2 separate regions of the Homo sapiens genome follow, and region 2 is linked to region 1. A link is a loop called in an ENCODE intact Hi-C map of the cell type or tissue named here. Cell type or tissue: psoas muscle. All regions are shown on one strand. Each heading gives the region's core, and the rest is flanking DNA. Links, peaks and the distances in the headings are about the cores only.

Region 1 (10,595 bases), core at 1,826-9,825:
GGCTGTAAGAGTGTCTCAACGAGCCCAGTGGGGAGTTCCAGCCAAAGATTGCCCAGGAGAAGAGTCGCACTTTGGGCAGAAATGGACAGGCCCGAGCAACCCTGCCATGTTCTGTCATTGGCTGGGGGCCACCCAGGAGGCAACATGGTCTGACTTGAATGGTGTGGATCCGAGGCTGCAGCCTGTCAGCTGTCTGCACTCCATGCAACAGGTCCTTTGAATGGCATGTGTTCGTGGCTGCCATAAACTGCAGCCTGCCTTTTAGCCTTACCTCCTTTGCTCTTGCTCTCTGACCCCGTGTTCTGGCAACACTGGCCTGACTACACGCCGTATCACATACAACCAACTGCCCATACCAACCCCAACCCTGACCTTTGCTCACTCAGTTCTTTCTGCCTGGAATGCCACTCCTTCCCAGTTATACCCAGCAAAATCCTAATGTGCTTTCAAGGCCCAACTTAAAAATCATCTTCTCTGGTTGACCTCACCATGTAGAATTAATTGTTCCTTGCTCCTATGGTGCTATGTGTATATTAGTACTTCCCAGATTGGAGTATTCTTAGCTGTTTTTTTCTCAGATTTTTGCCTCCTCTAAACCTAGCAAAACGTCAGCACACAGTAAATGTTGACTGAGCTGTTTCCCTGCTCCTCGCAAAGCACCTTGAGGTTGCAGAATTCCAACTCCCGGAATGGTTGGAAGCACACAGTACATGGTCAATAAGTGTTTGTTGACTTGTCTGGGACCTAGTATTGGTGGGGTGAGGTGGGCAGAAGGCTGCTGAGGGTGGGTATTTACTGTTGTTGGGGCTCACCAGTCTGGGGCCACATTGGAGTTTTAAGACTAGAGCATGTCTTCCCCTGTTTTTATTTTTCTCCATGATTTGGAAAGACCCCAGAGGTGGGTTTTTTTTTTTTTAAGTAATCACTTTATTGTCTCTGGTCAACAAATGAGAACTTTTATGGGTCTTCCCTTTTTCAACCACATTTTCATGAGTTGGGATTTTGCATTTCTTCATTACCCATTCTCCTTATGGGTAAAAGAAGAGCCATTATGATACCTAGGATGAGAGCTCCAGGTCAGATGGGTAATCATTTTCAGACTGGAGGCTCATGGGATACAGGGAATTGGGAAGGTAGAAATGATATTTTTCCTCTTCCTCTTTCCCACATCCACCAATTAAAGAACTTCCCTGGGAGTGGACCTGTGGGAAGTGGCTAAGGGTTTCCGGGGTGGGTACAGCAGGGAGTGACATCAGGGCGTGGTGGGGATGAGGTGGGTGGAGAGGACAAAGAGGGACTCTCCACCTTCCTTTGGATCTATGAGGATGTTCCTTGGCCACTGTCCCTCAGCAGAAGGAGGCTAGAGCTGAGGTGGCCACACCCTCCACTCATTTTCAATCCCTTCAAACTGTCAGGCCCTCAGAGGAAACCCTAGGGTTTCCCCACCAAGATGTAAGGGCTGTGTGCCTCTGCCTTCTCTCTTAGGGTGGTCAGCACAGGTGGAAGCAGGGAGGTACTGGGCTGAGGCTTCGGTTGTCAGTGCTAGCTTGACAGCAGTTAAGAATTTTTTTTGTTTTGTTTTTTAAAATTTATTTTTCTGTAATTTTTAATGTAGTTAAAATTTATACATAATTCACACCACTTCAATTTATACATATTGAAACATCACTATGTATCCCATAAACGTATAATTATTATGTATTATCATTGTCTGGGACCTCATATTGTGTGTTATAATGATTATACATATTTACAAGGTACATAATGATGTTTCAATACATATTATGTATAGTGATCACATCAGGGTAATTAGCATATCCACCATCTCAAATGTTTGTCATCTCTTTGTGTTGGGAACAGTCACTATCCTCCTCCTAGCTATTAGCAGTGGTTAGGGATTTTGGAAGTTGTGTAGTGTGAAGAAGCCTGTGGGCCAGAGGTTCTTATCACAGACTCTTTCTTCTTCAGGAGCTATGAACCATCCTTCCCCAAAGTGTTATCAAACTGTGCCTTTGGTGGAGGCATAGCTCTCGTCGGATTCTTTTTTGCCAGAAAGATCTGTGAACGAAACTGCTACTATGTTAACTCAGAGAACAGCCTCCCTAATAAAGAAGAGGATGTGTTCCTACAAGAGCCAGGTTTTAGTTGGATTGTTAGTGTGAGTGATGAAGACCTCAGAATGGCTCTAGAAAGAAGCCCAGATCTCAGCTTTGCACTGTGATTGTCCCCCAGCAACTTTGCATTCCCCCTGTATGGGAATAGGGACCTGTGGATTCTGTTGCCATAGATCCAGAGATTGGACCTAGGAAAGTGAGACCAGGTGGTCTGACACCTACCTCCAGAGCGGACAACCCAGAGACAGAGCAGGCCCCTGCAGGTGTAGGGGCTGGCGGCGAGAAGACAGCTATGTTTACCCTTGTAGACTAGGAATATCAGTATGAATAGACTAGTCCTAGGCTTTGAAATGAATTTTAGTGTTCATTATTATTTGGTCATTCTAAAAACCCCTATTTTGAACCTCCACTTCAGAGAAATAGTTCTGATGTTCTCAGAAAATGTCAGGAGTGTATGGTGCACAGCAGTGGACAACAAAGGAAGAGAAAACCAGAAAAGGAGAAAAGTGAATAAAAAGAAACTTCTCAAATTAGAGCAAAATACTGAATTCAGTTATGCAAGCATACAACTGTAACGTGACAACCTCTCTGATTTTGACAGTCCCCCTCCACTTGTATTTTTAAAGTCCTGGCCACAGTTATAAATAGGGAACCATATCTGTTGAGACTTCCCAAGGGTTACATAAACAGTTTGGATGGTTACATCTTTTTAAACAACAGTTTCTACAAACACTGAAAAAATCCCACTTATTTAACAGTCTGATGCCTTGAGCCAGTCCTGGGAGTCCCTGGGAGGCCTTGCAGAATCACTTCCTTCTGACTGTGAGTGGGGGCAGGGGCCTGGCTTCTTGAGAGAGAGCAGGGGAGGAAGAACCCAGTGTGTATGGGGGCGGGCAGGGAGGAGTGGGGTGGGGCAGAGGGAGGGAGGAGGAGGCCCCAGACTGCTACTCATACAGGCAGCTGTATCTTGTCTCCAGGAGAGAGCAGGGACCCAGGATGGAGCAGACATAGGTCTTCTGGGGACTCAGCCCTTTCAGGAGGGAGTGTGTGCTCTAGGCACACCCTTCCCATTTGACAATCTGATATGAGGTGGAAACAGGGTCCTTGGGCCCCTAAGTCATGTTGGGAATGTTTCCTTCTCTCAAGCCGGAAGAGCTGAGGTTTATCTGAGAAATGCCTATGTCTCTTTTGACACATCGTAGTCACTAACCCCTTGTTCCTGCTCCAGGAGCCTCTAAAAAGCCATCTAGACCAGAAAAATTGGTCTTTTTTAGTGATGGGAGTGGCTTTAATGTCATTCTCCCCTATTTAGTTATGAGCTGTACCTCAGTTTTGTCATTAGAAATATAATTTTAGGTCAGGTGCAGTGGCTCATGCCTATAATCCCAACACTTTGGGAGGCTGAGGTGGGCAGATTACTTGAGGTCAGGAGTTAAAGACCAGCCTGGGCAACATGGTGAAACCCTGTCTCCACTAAAAATACAAAAATTAGCTGGGCATGGTGGTGGGCACCTCTAATTCCAGCTACTCAGGAGGCTGAGGCACAAGAATTGCATGAACCTGGGAGGCAGAGGTTGCAGTGAGCTGAGATCGTGCCATTGCACTCCAGCCTGGGGGCGACAAGAGCAATACTCCATCTCAAAAAATAATAATTATAATAATAATTTTAGTTAAGCGTTCTCCCTTCCCAGATGTCTTTTTAGAAGTGCAGTTAGCTAAAGATACATAGCTCATTACTATAAATTAATTTTATCAAACTGATCCATGCACTTCCATTTAAAGAGGACTCGGTCCAGTGGGTCTTAACCTTTTTTTGAGGTCACACACCCCTTCCAGAATCTAATGGCACACATAGACCCTTTCCCCAGGAAAATTCACAAACATCCAGAATTTCATATGCCACTAGGGGATTTAAAAGACCCCTTTGACTCCACCCTGGGCTTCTGAGTTCTTATGAGAGGGTGGCACATGGAAAAAGTGGTGGTGAGGGGCAAGGAACAGGGACAAAAAAGGAACCTGGGTCCTTAAGAGATCACTTAGTTGTTTTACCCAAGACTTGGCATACAAAAATATCAGAAATGAGTGTCTGCTGCCAAGTGGGGTCACTGCACGTCCTAGAAAAAAAGTATGCCTTCATCTGCAGTGACACACAGCCATGGTGTTGGGACTGGCACACTGCATCTCTAAGCCGCCAAGAGCTTGACCCTGGATGGGAAGAAAACTGCCCCAGAGATGCTGGAGCTGGCTTTATGAACTGGCTTTATGCTGGGGAGGTGGATGGCAGATCGCATCCATCTGGTAGGTTGAGGTCCTCTTGGCAAGCCTACTACCATCACCTCCCAGCAGAAGAGGACTGCAAACTATCCTTAAAGGGGACTCGGTCCAGTGAGTCTTACCTTTTTTTGAGGTCATACACCCCTTCCGGAATCTGATGGCACACATAGACCCTTTCCCCAGGAAAATTCACAAACATCCAGAGTTTCATATGCCACTAGGGGATTTAAAAGACCCTGCAAAGGACACTGCAAACTCATAACCTTGAGTCCAAGATCTCTTTTTTTTTTTTTTTTTTAGGGAAGTCAATTGTATGATGTAGCTTGTGACTCCCAGGGTATTGTTCTACTCAAACTGGGGAAAACATGGGGAAAGTTTCTGGATCTAGACTTCATACACAAGCATCACAGGGGATTTTGAAAGTGATGCAGCATCGTGAAATGAGCATAGGGATCGTTTGGAGTCGAGCGCTTGTTATTTGAAGCTCCTCCTGTCTATGTGGTGACTCAAGGAGGGGAGAATTTCCCCTTTGTGAGCCAGCTGGACAAGTGTCAGCACTGCTGTCTTTGCAGGCTCTGGCACAGAGGCGCAGGGCCTGGACTAAAGGGAGTCTCCAGGGTTTGGGGGTCAGACCCAGCTTAACACACATGAAAAGGAGTGATCTTTCTCTTAAGCCATTGAGCCAGGGTCCCCCTACAGCCCACAGAGCCCTTTCCACCACCTGGTGCAGCATCTGAACCAAACAGAGGGCATGTTTGTTGCACTGCCTGGGGGTTCAGCTCCCATCCATACCACAACACAGGACAAGGCCCGGGCTTTGCACAGCACAGTCAAGTGAGCACACTCTCACGATCTGATGCAGTCCTTCTCCCACACCCACCATCCAATTTTTTCCTTCACTTCTTTGTCTTTTTTAATATTAGTAATTTTTGTTATTTCTGTTAACTGGACTTCTTGGAACTAAGATTACTTAAGCAGGATACACTAGCCATAGATGAAAAGATGGGTAAATTGAACATTTATGAACTTTTGTTCATCAAAAATACCATTAAAGAGTGGAAAGGCGTCTGGGTGCGGTGGCTCACACCTGTAATCCCGGCACTTTGGGAGGCTGAGATGGGCGGATCACAAGTCAGGAGTTCGAGACCAGCCTGGCCAATATGGTGAAATCCCGTCTCTACTGAAAATACAAAGATTAGCCGGGCATGGTGGTGGGCACCTGTAGTCTCAGCTACCCGGGACGCTGAGGCAGGAGAATCACTTGAACTCGGGAGGTGGAGGTTGTAGTGAGCCGAGATCATGCCATGCACTCCAGCCTGGGTGAGAGAGCGAGACTCTGTCTCAGAAAAAAAAAAACAAAAAACCTAGTGGAAAGGCGAGCCAGAGACTGGAAGAGGAGAGGATATTCTCTGTAACATATCCGACAGACGACTGGGGCTTATATCCAGAAGGTCCAAAGAATTCCTGTAAGTAAATAAGAAAAAAGCAAATAGGCAAAAGTCTTAAACAGGAACATCTTAAAAGTGGATATATAAATAGCCAATAAGCAAATTAAAACGTAAAAGATACAACTCTATACCCACAGGAAGGACTAAAATTGAAGACTGATAATACCAAATGTTGGCAAACACTTTTATATGCTGGTAGGAGTGTACATTGGTACAATCACTTTGGAAAACTATTTGATAGTATCTACTAAAGCTAAGACTATACCCATTCCATAAACCATCAGTTCCACCTCTAGGTACATACTCAAGAGGAATGAGTGCGAATGTCCAGAATGTCCACCAGCGGACATAAACCAAAATGTTTTTGTCTTATGTCTAATAGTATCTTTCTCCATAAGAGCCCCAAACTAGAAACAACACAAATGGCCATCAACAGTAGAATGGTTAAATTGTGTCATATCTACACAATGGGATACAACACAGCAATCTTAAAAAAGAACAAACTGTGTCTATACATAACAGCATACATGGATCGCACAGATAATGTGTAGTGGGAAGAAGCCAGACACCCGAAAGGTACATTGTATGATTCTATTTATATGAAGTTTAAAAACAAATAAAATTGGCCGGGTGCGGTGGCTTATACCTGTAATCCCAGCACTCTGGGAGGTCAAGACAGGAGGAATGCTTGAGACCAGGAGTTTGAGACCAGCCTGGGCAACATAGCAAGACTCTGTCTCTTTAAAAAAAAAAAAATAGCTGGGCATGGTGGCACATGCCTGTAGTCCTAGCTACACAAGAGGCTGAGGTGGGAGGATTGCTTGAGTCTAGGCGTTTGAGGCTGCACTGGGCTATGATCGCACCACTGCACTCCATCCTGGACGACAGAGCAAGACCCTGTCTCAAACAAAAGGCAAAAACAGATAAAATTAATCTCTGGTGATGGAAGTTAGAACAGAGGTTACTTTTTGGGTGGGTCCCAACAGGGAGGGGCATGAGGGGCCCCCTGTGGTTGGAAGCATTCTGTCTCAGTGCTACTCAAAGTATTGCAATTGCCAGCCACCTTGCCATTCACCCCACTGGCTCCTGGATGATAAGTATAAGGGTGCACCTTTGTCTGAACCCCAGTGCCTAGCACAGCCCCCGCCATGTAGAGCAGATCCTCAGTGGACATTTATTCAAAGAATGAGCAAATTGCACCAGGCGCAGTGGCTCACTCCTGTAATCCCAGTACTTTGGGAGGTTAAGGTGGGCGGATCACTTGAGTCTAGACCGAGACCAGCCTGGCCAACATGGGGAAACCCTGTCTCTACTAAAAATACAAAAATTAGCCGGGCGCAGTAGCACAGGCCTGTAATCCCAGCTACTTGGGAGGCTGAGGTGGGAGGATGACATGAGCCCAGGAGTCAGAGGTTGCAGTGAGCCAACATCATGCCACTGCACTCCAGCCTGGACAACAGAGCCAGACCTTGTTTCAAAAATAAAAAATAAAAAAGAATGAGTGAAGTAAGACATGGCCTTTACAGAGTAACATTTGTGTGTTAGAGGGGAATCAGTGTGGGAAGGCAGTTAACAACTGCTCAAAGTTTACTATAAAACAAAGCAGAAAATACATGCTGCAAAGAGAAGCAGAAATGAAGGTCTTTCACTAGAATGGGGGATGGGGTGACAAAGAAGCTGTCGGTTCAAGGAAGAGGCCTTCACAAGTACTTGGGGGACTACGGGGGCTTCCCAAAAGAGATGGTATTGAGCTGAACTTTGAAAGGTGGTTGAGATTATAATAGGCAGAAAATGGCTGAGAAAGGCAACCTGGGCTCAGGGAATGGCTCACCCAGTGGTTCTCAAACTTTAGTGCAACCAAAATCACCTAGAAGACTCATTAAAACAGTTTGCTGAGTCTCATCCCACAGGTTCCAATTCAGGAGGTCTAACAAGTCCCAGGTGATGCTGATGCTGCTGGTCTGGGGACTATTCTTTAAGAACCCCTAGCTTAAGCCAAAGCCAGCCTGTCCAGGCAACTGCATCTCCCTTTGGGCACTGTGTTAAGTGAGTGAAGGGCAAGATGAGAGGGAGGTGTGGATGGACAGGTGGAGTGGGCCAGAGCCTGAGACCTTTGGCTACTGTCTGCGGAGTTTAGGCCTAATTCTGTAGACTTAATTTAGGGCCTCAATAGATGGACATAGTGTAATGACCTGTTCTCTAGGGAAGTCCTACTCCAGGGTTTATAACACCCTCTACCTGAAGCTTAAAGCTGTACACACAGGCAGGTGATAAGTTCATACTGAGTTTGGTCCTACAGAGACAAGCCCTGCACTGTCCCCCACAGCATACCTGCCAGGGGAGACACAGTTTACACTGATAGACTGAAGCAATTGAAGCAAGGCACTATTTTAAATGTGCAACATCAGGATTATTTGTAGCCATGCATGCAGTGGGGATGGCAAGTGGAAGAGGAATCAGTCAATCTGACCATTCAGGCAAAAGCAGCAGTTTTGGTCTCAATAAAGAGATAATTGGTCTGTTTGTTTGTTTGTTTGTTTTTTCTCATATCATAGGTCCCTTCCAGATTCCCAGGGGCAAGGATTTATACCACATCCCCAGTCCATTTTTGTCACTAGGGAAGCACCTAGATCCAGGTAGTTTCCTCCAAGTGGTGTCTCTTTGGCTAAGAAAGGGAGAGTGTGCTGGGAGCGGTGGCTCATGCCTGTAATCCCAGCACTTTGGGAGGCCCAGGCAGGCAGATCAACTGAGGTCACGAGTTTGAGACCAGCCTGGCCAACGTGGCAAAAGCCTATCTCTACTAAAAATACAAAAATTAGCCAGGTATGGTGGTACATGCCTGTAATCCCAGTTACTCGGGAGGCTGAGGCCAGAGAATCAATTGAACCCAGGAGGCGAAGGTTGCAATGAGCCGAGATTGTGCCACTGCACTCCAGCCTGGGCAATAAGTGAGACTCCATCTCAAAAAAAAGGGAAGGAAGAAAGAAAGGAGGGAGGGAGAGTTTGTTGCCTGGGGAGGGAGCACCCTCTGTGGATGCTATGGATGTCCTTGTCAGAACCATCCTGGTCAGGACACACTGGACATTGGCCCTTTCCCTGATGACCCAGACATGCAAGGCGGATGCCATCTGTCATCCTGCCTACTGGCTTTTGGTTACACCTTCAATAAGCTGTACTTACTGAGTATCAACTCTCTGTAAAGTAATCTGCTGGTTGTAGTAGAGACACAAGGATGGATCAGCCATGGACCCATCCTCCAGAAACATACAACATAATAAGAGGTAGGTGACATTAAAACACCTACTACCTGATGCCTGTTCCCTCCCTCTGCATCCCTGGCTTGAGTCTAGCTGCTTCTTCTCCCTAATGCCCTGATGCTGGAGGCTGGGAGCTCTCACTCATTCAGCCTTCACCTCAGCAGGTATCACAGGGGTCCTGGGCTCACAGGGTGAGTACATCAAGATGTGTGTGGTCTGGTAGGGAGCCTTCCCGCCCCATAGCTGGAGATAGGCTAACTCCTGAGCAGGTGCTCTACAGCCATCATCCTGCTGCTGGGGCCACAACAATCAACTCTGGGCCGCCGATCCCCAGTCCCCTTGCCGGCTGGGCTTCACACCAGTAGAGGGAACCTGGGGGCCCCCTTTGCCTCAGCTTATGCTGAACTAGAGGCCTCTGGGGGTCACAGCTGCTGCATGCACGATGATCCACGGGGAGTCAGGATGGGGCTGAGGCAAGTGCAGTGTCCTGCTGCCTCCCCAAGCACCTCCTTCCTCTCGAAGCTCTGCCTGCCTTTTTCTCAGGGACATGAGAATTGGCTCACTTCCTTCTCACCTCCAACTCCCTTTTGCAAGAGAATCATCTAGAATAGAGTTGTCGGTCAAACTGTAAAATATTTGAAGACATCTATTCTGAGCCAAATATAAGTAACCAATGGCCTGTGAGACAGCCCTCAGGAGATCCTGAGAACATGTACCCAAAGTGGTCAGGCCACAATTTGGTTTTATACATTTTAGGGAGACATAGCCATCAATCAATGCATATAAGATGTACATTGGTTCTGTCCAAAAAGGCAGGACAACTAGGTTGGGGAGTGGGGGTGGTTTCAAGTCATAGATGGATTCAAAAATTTTTCTGATTGACAATTGGTTGAAAGAGTTATTATCAATAGAAAGCAACAGAAAGGAATGTCTGGGTTACGATAAGGGGCTATGGGGACCAAGGTTTTATTATGCAGATGAGGCCTCCAGGTAGCAGGCTTCAGAGAGAATGGACTGTAAATATCTCTTATCAGTCTTAAAGAGTCAGTAATTCCAAAAGGGAAGAGGGTATAACGAGGCATGTCTGGCTCCCCCTTCCCATCATGGCCTAAACTAGTTTTTCAGGTTAACTTTGGAATGCCCTTGGCCGAGAGGAGGGGTCTATTCAGACAGCTGGGGAGTACCTTGGAATTTTCTTTTTGGTTTACAGAACACAGGCCCAGAAATGAGAACCAGGTTTAGGTCTTGCTCTCCTACTCTCCACTGTGTGACTTGGGCAAGGCATCTAATCTTTCTAAGCCTCAGTTTTCTCATTTGTAGAATGGAAATAATGCCCTTGCTTACTTCATAGTGTCATTCAGAGGCACAGACGATAGAGAGGCAAAATTCTTGTCTTTAACTGCCCTGAAGCTTCATGGAGGAGTTGGACAAGTACACACACAATGTGCTGCATACTACACCAGAGGTATGTCTAGGGTGTGGTAGTAGCAGTGTGGAGGTAA
Region 2 (10,595 bases), core at 1,357-9,356, 230 kb before region 1:
GCTGCTCCTGATGTAGTAAAGGTTCCACCCTGTGTAGTCCTGCATGGTGACAGATACACCATAACAGAGTCCTTATTAAAAAGGCCCACAAGTGCCACAGGCCTGAGCGTATCTATCAGCGACTGCGCAAACCTAAGGCCAGGATTGAGGTGGGTAAGGAGCTAGTAAGAAGCTGGACTGGTCCTAAAGTCAGTAAGGCATTAGTCACTGGCCAAGTGACAGGGTAAACTGACTCAGTCCCAGGAGAGGGGTCAGGCAGATGCCAGCACAGTGCAGTTCCTCTGCCACTCTCCATTCCCATCTTACCTTCCCCTAGAATCTCCTTACCAAGGGAGAGCAGGCGGCGGGTGAGCTCCAGGGCACGGTGCAGATCACCCAACTGGAAGACAGCATAGCTGAGGTAGTCCAGCACCTGTGACTTGGTTGTGGTGGCCTCCTCCCCGGCATCAAGCTGCTTTAGCACCTGCTCCATCCACAACACCGTATGATAATAGTCCCCTTCATTGTAGGCCGAGCGGCCCATCCCAAAGCAGTCATCCACACTCAGCATTGCCTGGTACTTGGTTCCTACAGCAGGGGAAGTAAATTGTCAGGCTCCAAAGAGCCTCTGGATTAGGGAAAGAGATTCCCACTTCAAGGAAAGCCTGAGCCACTGGATAGGGGGCATCACCAAGCAGAACTCCATCGGACATTTAGACTGCATATCCTAAAGGGCCACTGACACAGTGAGCACAGACAGATGGCCCAGCCCTGCCCTGGACTGGGGTTCACAGCCACCTCTTAGCCTCAGATTCCCCATCTCCCAAGTGGGAAGGGGCCTTTTTAGGGGGAGCCCCAGAAACCCACCAGGAAGCATTGTTGAGGACAGTGGGAAGGTCCTGTGGACCACAGAGAAGAAGATGTCTGGTGGGCAGTTTGCCATATGAGTCTAGAGGATGGAAAAATTAGCTGAATATAAAAAACATAAATTTAGGTGGCAACCAAGCCATGGGTGAGGAAAATAGCTTGCAGGAACTCTGAGGAAAGAATGGAGAAGATGACTAAGGCCAGAGCTCCAGGGAGCACCTACCCAGAAAGAACAGACAATGAATAACCCTGAGAATGAACTAAAGATAGGAGAAACAGAGGGAGCGGGAGTGGTGTGAGAGACACCAAGGGAGGCCAAGAGCCAAGGTTGCAGTGCCAGCTTTGGCTGTTAAGTGGCAGGGACCTTGCTGAGTATCAGTTCAGTGGGTCTTATGACCAAAGGTCATCTGCTGTAGAGGGAGTGCTGGAAAGTGACCATGAAGATAGTTTCAAGCCAATATGAAGAAGCAGCTATAGGGAGATGCAGGATTTAGGGTGAGCTCAAGATGGGAAAGACTATGTGTGTGGTTCCTCAGAGAATAATGAGAAAGCAGATACCATGGAGGGGAAGTGGGGGCTGTGACTCTCCCTGGAAAGCAAGGAAGACTCCCCACAGCCCCATTAACAGCAACCTGGGCATGGCTGACACAAAAGAACTCAGAGAAGGCTCTTTCTGCCTGGAATGAAACCACTACACAGTAGGCTAAATGCTTCAGAGACCAGGGTCTGCTAACCCCGGTGGCTCAGGAACCAATAACGAGGAATAGGAAGTTGGGGACAGTAAACACAAGATGAAGTCCCTAGGTAGGCCAGGGACTGGGGGGCTCCTGGAGCCCCTTTTCCTTCTCCACAGGTCTCCTCTGGCTCTGCAGGCCCAGGAACCTACATTGCTGGGGCAGAGTAACATAGCTGACTGAGCTGGGGCTCTGGAGCTGAACTAAACTAGGTTTGTGTTGGCCTCACTAGGGCGCCAACCAGCTGTGTGACTATAGACAAGTTACCATATCTAAGTCTCAGTCCCCTTATCTCTAAATAAAGATAATATCATCAATTTTAAAGAGCTTGTGGCAAGAATTCAATAAGATGACATATGAAGATGTCTCCTATGCTCCCCAGGATGCTAATGACCAGTAGCTATTATCAACATGTCTCCCAGATGCCAAGAATGCTAAGAATGGCTCCCTGGCACTCAGCATCCTCCCCAGAGCCAACTCGAATGTCTACTCCCTGGAGAGCATTTGGGAGAGTGACAGCTGAGCTGAGTGCTGATAGGCAATCAGACATGGAGTAGCCTAGCTGACATGGGTAAAGGTATTCCTATAGAGGGGTTGAGACAAAAGAGCTGAGTGATAGGGAAAGCTGAGTACAATGGGCAAGGAAGCCAGGAAAATGGAGTCATGCAGGACCCCAAAGACCACACACAGGAGGAGTTTGGGTTTAGCTTTGGAAATTAAGCACAGTAATCAGGAACTCATGTGAACAAATGTGTGCTTAAGACCACATGGAGGATGGTCTTAAGCAGTAAGCTGGAGGTAGGAGACAAGTCAGAATGGTATTTTGATAATCAAATTGAGAAAAAAGTAGCTGTGAGGCTGGAGTCAGGGGATAAGCACGGAAGACATGAGAGAAGGAGGTAGAATCCATAGGCCTTAGGCTTCTGGCTTAGGCAGCCAGAGGATGGAGGTCCTTTTTGCTGAGATAGAAGGATGAGGGGGAAGGTAAAGTGTTTACAAGGAGATGAGGATTTCAGTTCAGGACACATGAAGTTCGAGAAGTCCATGGGACATTCAAGTACAGATGTCCCAAAGGCATCCGTCTACACTGGTTAGAAGCTCGGGAGACAAGCCTTGGCAAGAAACACAGATCTGGATGTCATCCACCTCAGGTGATGGAAATGGCTGTGCTCACCTGGGGAAGGTGCTCAGGGAGAAGATGAGGTAAGGATGGAGTCCTAGGGAGTAATTCCTTTCTGCCCCATAACCCTATTCAGGACACTCATGGGTTTGCTGAGTGAACGTGAGAGGTCAACGCCAGGGTATGGTTCCCTCCTCCAAGCAACCAATCTCAAGGCTACAGAGTGAACAGATCTTGCAGGTGCCCTGAACTGCCCTCTCTCTAATGGAGTCTAAAGGGGGCAGCTGAGGTTCTGGAGCTGGAATAAGCTGGGTCTGCATGAGCCTCACACAGTGAATCGCTGGGGTTACTTGTCTCCAGCAGCCCTCAAAACATCTTCTTATAAACACTAACACTGGGAAGTCAGTGGGAGAGGGGCCACTTGAGAGAAAATGACCAGAGAGGCTAAAAGAGAAGCAGATATCAGTATGCCAGAATTCAAAGGAGGAGAGAACATCACAAAGAATGAGGCAATCTATCTGTCAAATGCTGCTGGGAAGTTAAAGAACATTATGTGTGAACCTTGTTCGCTGGGTTTACCAGCCAAGCGGCCACTGATGACCTTGTAAGAACAGCATCAGTGACAGTGGGGAAAAAGGCCAGATACTGTGAGTTCAGGAGTATATGGGAACCAGGAAAATGGACAGAGTGTAGATTACTCTATCCAGTAGCCTAACCAGGAGGGGAGAAGAGATGAATCAGCAGCAAAGACTCGAAAGACTCTCAGATACCGAGGGAGGCAAGTGTTAAGATGAGCAAGAATAGAGCCTATATGGGAGCTCAAGGGTAGAACCCAGAGAGGTGGAGACAGAATGTATAGGAGCAGAGACTGTAACTAAGAGGACTCAAGACAGGGGGATAGTAAGCCCAGATCAGCCTTAGATGAAAAGACATTGGAGGGTGGGAGACAAGAAGCAGGTCTGAATGCAGATCTGTGTGGTGCTCTGGGGACAGACGTGGAGGGGGTTCCTGAGCAGCAACTTTGGCTTTCTCTGAGATGCAAGAGGAGAGGGCCTTGGCTAATACATGGAGGGAGGTGGCAGGGCAGGGGCTGAGGGAGAAACCTGTCATGGGAGAGGGAGTCCAGCACAAACTGGTGAGCCAAGAGGTGCACCAGAGGTGCACCCGAGGTTAAAGGCCACAAGTTGGTGGTGGCTCCAACCTGTCCCGCCACTAAAGAGACACATGCGGGACAGGCAACGCCTGGAGTGGTGAGTTACCTGGAAGTTCCCCTCTGGAAATTGTGCCTGGGTCCAGCCTGTATGTGTCCTGAAGTCTCATCAGGGCTTTGGCAGCTCCTATCTCGTCCTCATCAGTGGGGAAGAACTGCCGCTGCACAGAGAGGTTGGCGATAAAACCTTCCAAATGAGAGTCAGAACAAGAGATTACCCTTGATCCAGGGGCAGAATTCCACTTGGGACCAGAGAGGCAGCCACAAAGAGGGTCTCTGGCTAGTGAAATTTCCCCGCCCCCTCCCTCAAAGGCTGTTGCCCCCTTCCACCAGGAAGTTGTCCCTGATGACTCCAGTCTATGGGGACTTTTCCTTTCTTACTCCTCACCATACCTACTGCCTGTGTTGCTCTTTGGAACTAAGTAGAAGCAGCCCCCCATATTGGTTAATATTTAGGAGTCCAGAAGTCTTGGCTCCAAATCATTCAGTCAGAGCTGGTGGAGACAGAAGAAACAGAGGATAGAGAGGGTAACTGAGAAGAGCACGGGAGAGGACTCAGGAAGAACTGTCAACCACTCAGTGGAAAATAAATCCCATGGAAAACCTTGATCCAGGGTAATTGGGCTAGTCAGGTAAACACAGACTTCCAGCACACATTTCAAGTTGAGGAGTCCAAGGGACAATGACAGTTAACTAATGAAGCCGAGCTGGCCACTCATTACTGACCACTGGCACTTATCATCCAGAAAGGTGATGATGAAAGTCCTGGAAGTCATCCCCCTCCCCCTAGGTTGACAGCTGAAGGACCACCTAGACAGGCCAAGGACCAAGGTGGGGTTGCACCAACCCAGCAAGGTCCGTCCCCTAAGAGACCACGGTGGGCCTGTTCTCCTCTGTACTCCCACCACTCAGACCTTCAATGAGTTCAGGGCATGGGCTCTCCAGTTATGGTGCTCAAGACCACAGCCTGAAGCGTGGGAGAGCTTTTGACCACAGAAGTACTCCAAGGAGGCTTTTCTGGGACTCCAAGCCCTAGCTGTAAAGTAAGATGTGTACCTCCTACAATCCCAGGTGGGAGCCAAGCCTTCCCAGGCTGACTTAGGGCCTTCAATTCTGCCTCTAAGCTGAGAAGTGAGAGGGGAACAACAAGGCCATTCCTTCCCCAACCTCTTCCCAAGAGTAGCTGTATCCACTGCCACCTATGACTTCAGACCTAAACATCCACTTCAGCCATAACTGGGGACAGGGACCAAGAAGCTGTAACCCTGCCTTCCTTGTCTTCATAGCTACATGGTCAGGGACTCTAAAGAGTTTAGAATCTGGTGGGGTGGGAGTAGGGGAACATGCTGCCAGGAAAAGCCACACTGTCAGCATGCCCTGCTCGTTTCAGGGGCAAGAACTCAAAGTCAGAGATGAAAACAACCAATTATTCTCTGGGCCTGCCCTATCTCCTTCCAGGTAATCATAAGGTTTTCCAAAGGAACCAGATGATGGTGGGAGTGTAGGGTGTGGAGAACAAGATTGGAGAGAGGAGGTCATCTGGGTAGGCTTAGTCTCCTGCCGTGCAGGCAGAACAGCCTGTCCCGAGCTGCAGGCCCAGGCGGAGAGGCGGGAGTCTGGGAAAGGCAGCCGTGGTTTCTGGAGGCAGTGAGCTCACTGGGCACAGCTCCAGCCTGGCTGAGCTCACCAATCCCTCTCCAGAGGCCACCCTGCCCCCAGGCCCAACCCAGTCTGGCCACATGGGCTAAAATGTCTCAGCCAGAGAGACAGCTAGTCTGAAGTTAATCAGCACTCACAGCTCAGGGAAAAGAGGCAGTGAAGAGCTGGGTACAATGGCACTGTGCCTATAGTCCCAGCTACTCAGGAGGCTGAGGCAGGAGGATCACGTGAGGCCAGGAGTCCAAGGTTGCAGTGTGCTACAATCGCACCTGTGAATAGCCACTGCACTCCAGTCTAGGCTAATATAGTGAGACCCTGTCCCTTTAAAAAAAAAAAAAAAAAAAAAAAAAAAGGCAGCGGGCATGGTGGCTCACACCTGTAATCCCAGCACTTTGGGAGGTGGAGATGGGTGGATCACGAGGTCAAGAGATCAAGAACATCCTAGCCAACATGGTGAAACCCTGTCTCTACTAAAAATACCAAAAAAAAATTAGCTGGGCATGGTGGCATGTGCCTATAGTCCCAGCTAGTCAGGAGGCTGAGGCAGAAGAATTGCTTGAACCCGGAGGCAGAGGTTGCAGTGAGCCGAGATCCCGCCACTACACTCCAGCCTGGTGACAGAGTGAGACTCAGTCTCAAAAAAAAAAAAAAAAAAAAAAAAAGTCAGTGAGTCCAGGGGACTAAACCCAGGGCTAGGAGTTAGGAGAGCCCACCTCCAGGCCCACCGTACCATCTCTTCTTATTGACAGAAAAGTATTAGGGCATAAAAAGTATTATCACAATAAAAGCACCAAGTATAGTTTAAAGCTTTTAAAAAGTTCACACTCTCATCGGTAATATCACTTCTAGGAACTTACCCTAAAAAAGTAATCAGAAGTATACACCAAGAAATATGTAAAAAGGTGCTGATAATTCAGAAAAAATCCCATATCCAATGACTTGACCCATTTGACAGTATTATCAGTATGACAGATTATCACCATCTGACAGGTAATCACCATCCAGCCATTAAAATCATGTTGCAGAAGAACATTGAATGGCATATAAAGAAGCTGAGAAATTCACAGAATTTTTTCTTCTGTCACAAATCTACCAACAGATATGCTTTGTTTGTAAAACATATGAATAGGAATGAATTTAGATCAGACCTATGCTCCCCAACTTGCCCTGGCCCCACCATCCAGCCCACTTGACACTTGTAAATTCATTGTCCCTCCAAGCAACTGAGTTTGCATGCCCTGGTATGTATGTATAGTTCCATTTTTTAAATGTATATGCATAGGTAGAAAAACTACAATTTTAATAATGCTCACCACTGGGCAACTGGATTAAGAATTATAATTCTCTTGTTTTTGTGTTTTCCGACTTTTCTATAAACATGTATCACTAAAGTATAATTGGAAAAATGTCATTAGCAAAAAATAAGAAAAGACAGACACTAAAAAAAAGACGCTAAAAAAAGAACTGAACATCATTACATGTTAAAAACCAAGGCCAGCCAACTTCCAGGTCCCCACAGAGAAGGGAGAGAGCCATGAGACCAGCAGGGTCCTGTTTCCACAATGTACTTGCCCACCAACACCCAGACCCAAGACAGGCTCAGACACAACAACCCAGGCATGAGCACACAAACATATGGGCTCACTCAAGCACCTGCTCACCGTCCCTCACCTGCAGCTGAGTCCTGCAGGACAAGGTCCTCCAGCGCAGGCCAGTCTGTGTTTAGCCGCTTCACCAGTTTGTAGGCATTCACAGGGTGAGCCAGGTAGCCCTCAGCATCAGCAGCTGACTTGCTAGTCAAGGCTTCCATTTTGTTGGCCCAGCTGTGGAACCAGAGGAAAAGGAAGACTAATGCGTCCACCCACATAGGTCTTGACCTGTGACAATTTTCCTAGTGAGAATTCCCTGGTGCCAGGTTCTGGGGCCCTTTTCATCAAGAGGCAATGAAAAATGAATACAGTAACTCCCCACAGATACTTCTAGCCCCTTAATCTAGATAACAGCTGGGACCCCCAATGTAAGGGAAAAGGTCTTAAATAGAAAATAAACAGTGACTCCTTAGCCCATGTACTTAGCTCCTCTCAAGCACTGGCATGAAGTAACCAGGCCAGCCCCACATCACCCTCTCAAAGGTTTCCTCTTATAGGCACCCTGGATGGCTTCCTTGTTCCTTGAGGGGCAGAAGGGAAGGAAGGCCAACTAAGGATGGTTGGGGACTTAGGACACCTCTTAATCTTGGAAAGCTTGGCTTCCTCCACAAGGATGTACTCTTTCAGAGACTGCACCAGCTCTTTCTCTGCATAAATCAGGTCAGTCATGTGCCCTGCAAGGGAGAGAAGAAAGACACCAGTGAGAAACAGATGAGGGATGTCCAGCCTCCTTCCTTGGGGCACAGAATACCAGCACAGAAGCAAGTCCCCTGGGATAAGAACATGTCAGCTCTCTGAGGATTATGGGGACTTGGAGTTAAAGGGGGCCTAGGCACTCATGGGGCTCTATCTCGCAACTTCAGGAAGAAAGAGGCAGAGGCACCAAGGGGATGTTTGAGATAAGTGCACTGGATGTCACTCAAGAAGCAGCCCTAAATCTCATTCTCCGACTGTTACATAGCTGGTCATGACACTGGGGCATGGATATCCTGGGGGCTCACCACAGGATAAAAAGCTCTGAACTTTAGGTCGGAAGGATAGGAAAAGCTTGATCCTCAGGATACAAAGGATTTGCTGCTCAGAACCACTCTCTGGTCCATGGGCAAGGTGGTCAAAAAGACCAGAGAGCCCAAGTGCAGCCTGCACTTCCCAGGAAGAAAGACCCAATTCAGACATCTGGCTCCCTGAACATCCAGATCATTGGGATCTTATAGGGGAAAACAGCAACTCTGCCAGTTCCACTCTCCTCAGAACTGGCCAAAACCAGTAGTTAAGGCTATCCCACTCTAAATGAGAACAGGCTGCAGCCAGAGACATCCGTGGCATGTGAGCCAAGGTGTCAGGGAGACGACAGTCCTGTTGGCACGTACCAATAGAGGTGAAGAATTCGGCCTGCACACAGCTCAGGACACCAAACCAGGCCATCAGCAATGCAGACACCCAGAGTTTCATGGTCACAGAGGGAAGTGTCTGAAAGGCATTCAATGACAATCACTGGATCAACAAAGTGAAAAAGACTAATTTAGGTGAGGAGACACATAGGCATGTACACACATATGCAGATAATCAAACATATCAAAATCCTGGCCTAGCACACAGAAGCTAAAAAGGACAAACAGCAGAAAGAACAAAGAGCGTGCAGCCAGTGATGTGTGCTCAATTCTGGTCCCTGCTCTGGGAAGTCACGTGCCCTGCGGAGAGAGCCCATCCTCTCAACTCCCAGCAACCACCTGTACCATGAGAAGGCGGAATCGCAGTGGGGTACAGTCAGCTCGGGTTCCAATGGTCTGTCAGTCCAAGATTCTGGCCCACTCCTTCTTATTTCACAGACTGCTGTTTGTTTCTATCTTACCTTCCAACACATATGCCAGGACAGTGCCAGGTTTTGGGGAACCAGTCCCTGCCCACAAGGAGGCAACAGTACATGAGAGACAATAACAGAAAGATAATTTGACACAATATCCTCCAGAGTACCAACACCCAAACTAAGGTGTACAACAGATGGCCAGCCAGAAGAGGAATAAAACTAACCCTTGTCAGTCTGCACCTGCCAGAGAAAGAGCAGTCAGAGGAGACAGTCTCCTAGGTAGACAGTGTTCTTCCTGTAGTAAGGCTCCTTGGCAGACACTGTTCTCACTGGCCCGTCACCATTCATTCACAAATATTTACTGAAGACCTGCAGATGCCAGGCACTGATCTAGGCACTCAGGATACAAAAATGAATATGGCACACATGGCCAAAACCTCAGGCTGGGCTGCTGACATGGGAAAGGGGCCAGCTACTGTCTTCTCATCAGCCCAGAAATAGGCACAACCTGAGACAAACCCCACTGGCAGTAAACCTCAGTCCACAACAGAAGCCTCCGATACCGTCTCCCAGCTCAGCCATGCAGCCTAGACTGTGCTGGAGGATTAGCACCCATCTGTACCCCAGCTCTGCCGGTCTTCTTCCTGCCCTGCTTTTGAGCACCCCACTGGAGTGCTCAAATGGAAATTCACTAAGACAAAGCAAGCAAAACAAAGGAAATACAAATGCTTTCCCAAAAAAACATAAGCCTTATCTGACAGAATTCTAAGTCTAAGATAATGCCAGTTCATCAGTTTTTTGCCCGCCATACTTGATTAGACACACAGCACACCCACCATTCCTCATCTTACTCTTTCAGAAGAAATCCTAATCCATTGAGATTCCAGGTTAGGCTCAGAGAAGGCCAACCACAACTCCCATCTGCAAATGGATCCTCTATCAGAAGGAAAGCATAAGTGAATGGCGCCATGTGTTCATGCCTATGCCAAATGTCTGCAGAGCTGACAGTCTTCCTGTCATAGTCTAGGTGTGGGGGTCCCAAGACACACAGGACAATTATCTTCCAACCTGGAACCTGCTGCAGGGTAGGGCGTATTGTGCTAAGGGGTCCATTAGGGAGTTAGAGCAGCAGAAGAGAGCAAGTCATCAAGAGAAAGTGAGTAAGCCTGGGCTTGCCCTGAGGCAGAGTCCAGGCCCTCCTGGTTCTAGCCACAGGTCTGCTCCAAGGCCTTACTATACTGTCTTCTCTATCCCAGGATTTCAGAAGGCTTCTCTCTTGCTTACACAAGCCCCTTATACCTAAGGGATTGGGTGTCTGTTTCTTGTTCCTCAAAAGGCTTGACTGGCTCAGGCTCAGCACCTTCTGTATGTATGTAGGGAGGGGACAGTGAAAACATAGAGCTGGGAGGATGTATCTGTGATCAGAAAGGGACCAGCTGACTGCTCCTCAGAGCTGGGGTGGTGGGAGAACAGGGCCCAGGCAGGTTCCAAACCAGACATGGTTGGAAGTGGGGAACCCAGCATCTCTACCCAGGTGTGTCTCCAGTTGCAGTTGCATACCTTTTTAGAG

The links. Peaks named below come from ENCODE experiments on the same cell type or tissue, not always from the same donor. Only the 100,000 strongest peaks of a DNase experiment are listed, where the experiment ranks them.
Region 2: a loop joins it to region 1, with 4 times the contacts of the local background. A loop is called at or near these places in 1 of 110 quality-filtered maps.

What each region holds. Positions count from the first base shown.
Region 1 is chr5:132,434,817-132,445,411 of GRCh38, forward strand. The region is part of intron 2 of CARINH (colitis associated IRF1 antisense regulator of intestinal homeostasis); the gene reads left to right. Among named protein-coding and RNA genes, the nearest start is that of LINC02863, 13 kb to the left of the region's middle. RefSeq lists an enhancer at 10,298-10,595. In psoas muscle, for the core only: no CTCF peak of the experiment used is centred there; DNase peaks (open chromatin) are centred at 2,965, 4,272 and 4,955; H3K27ac peaks cover 3,991 bases.
Region 2 is chr5:132,209,957-132,220,551 of GRCh38, forward strand. It overlaps P4HA2 (prolyl 4-hydroxylase subunit alpha 2), which reads right to left. Exons shown (of 15, transcript NM_001017974.2): 2 at 8,589-8,688; 3 at 7,796-7,892; 4 at 7,241-7,392; 5 at 3,960-4,097; 6 at 328-567. The coding sequence starts at 8,670. It overlaps MIR6830 (microRNA 6830), which reads right to left and starts at 7,962; the gene lies at 7,893-7,962. In psoas muscle, for the core only: no CTCF peak of the experiment used is centred there; a DNase peak (open chromatin) is centred at 5,575; H3K27ac peaks cover 2,117 bases.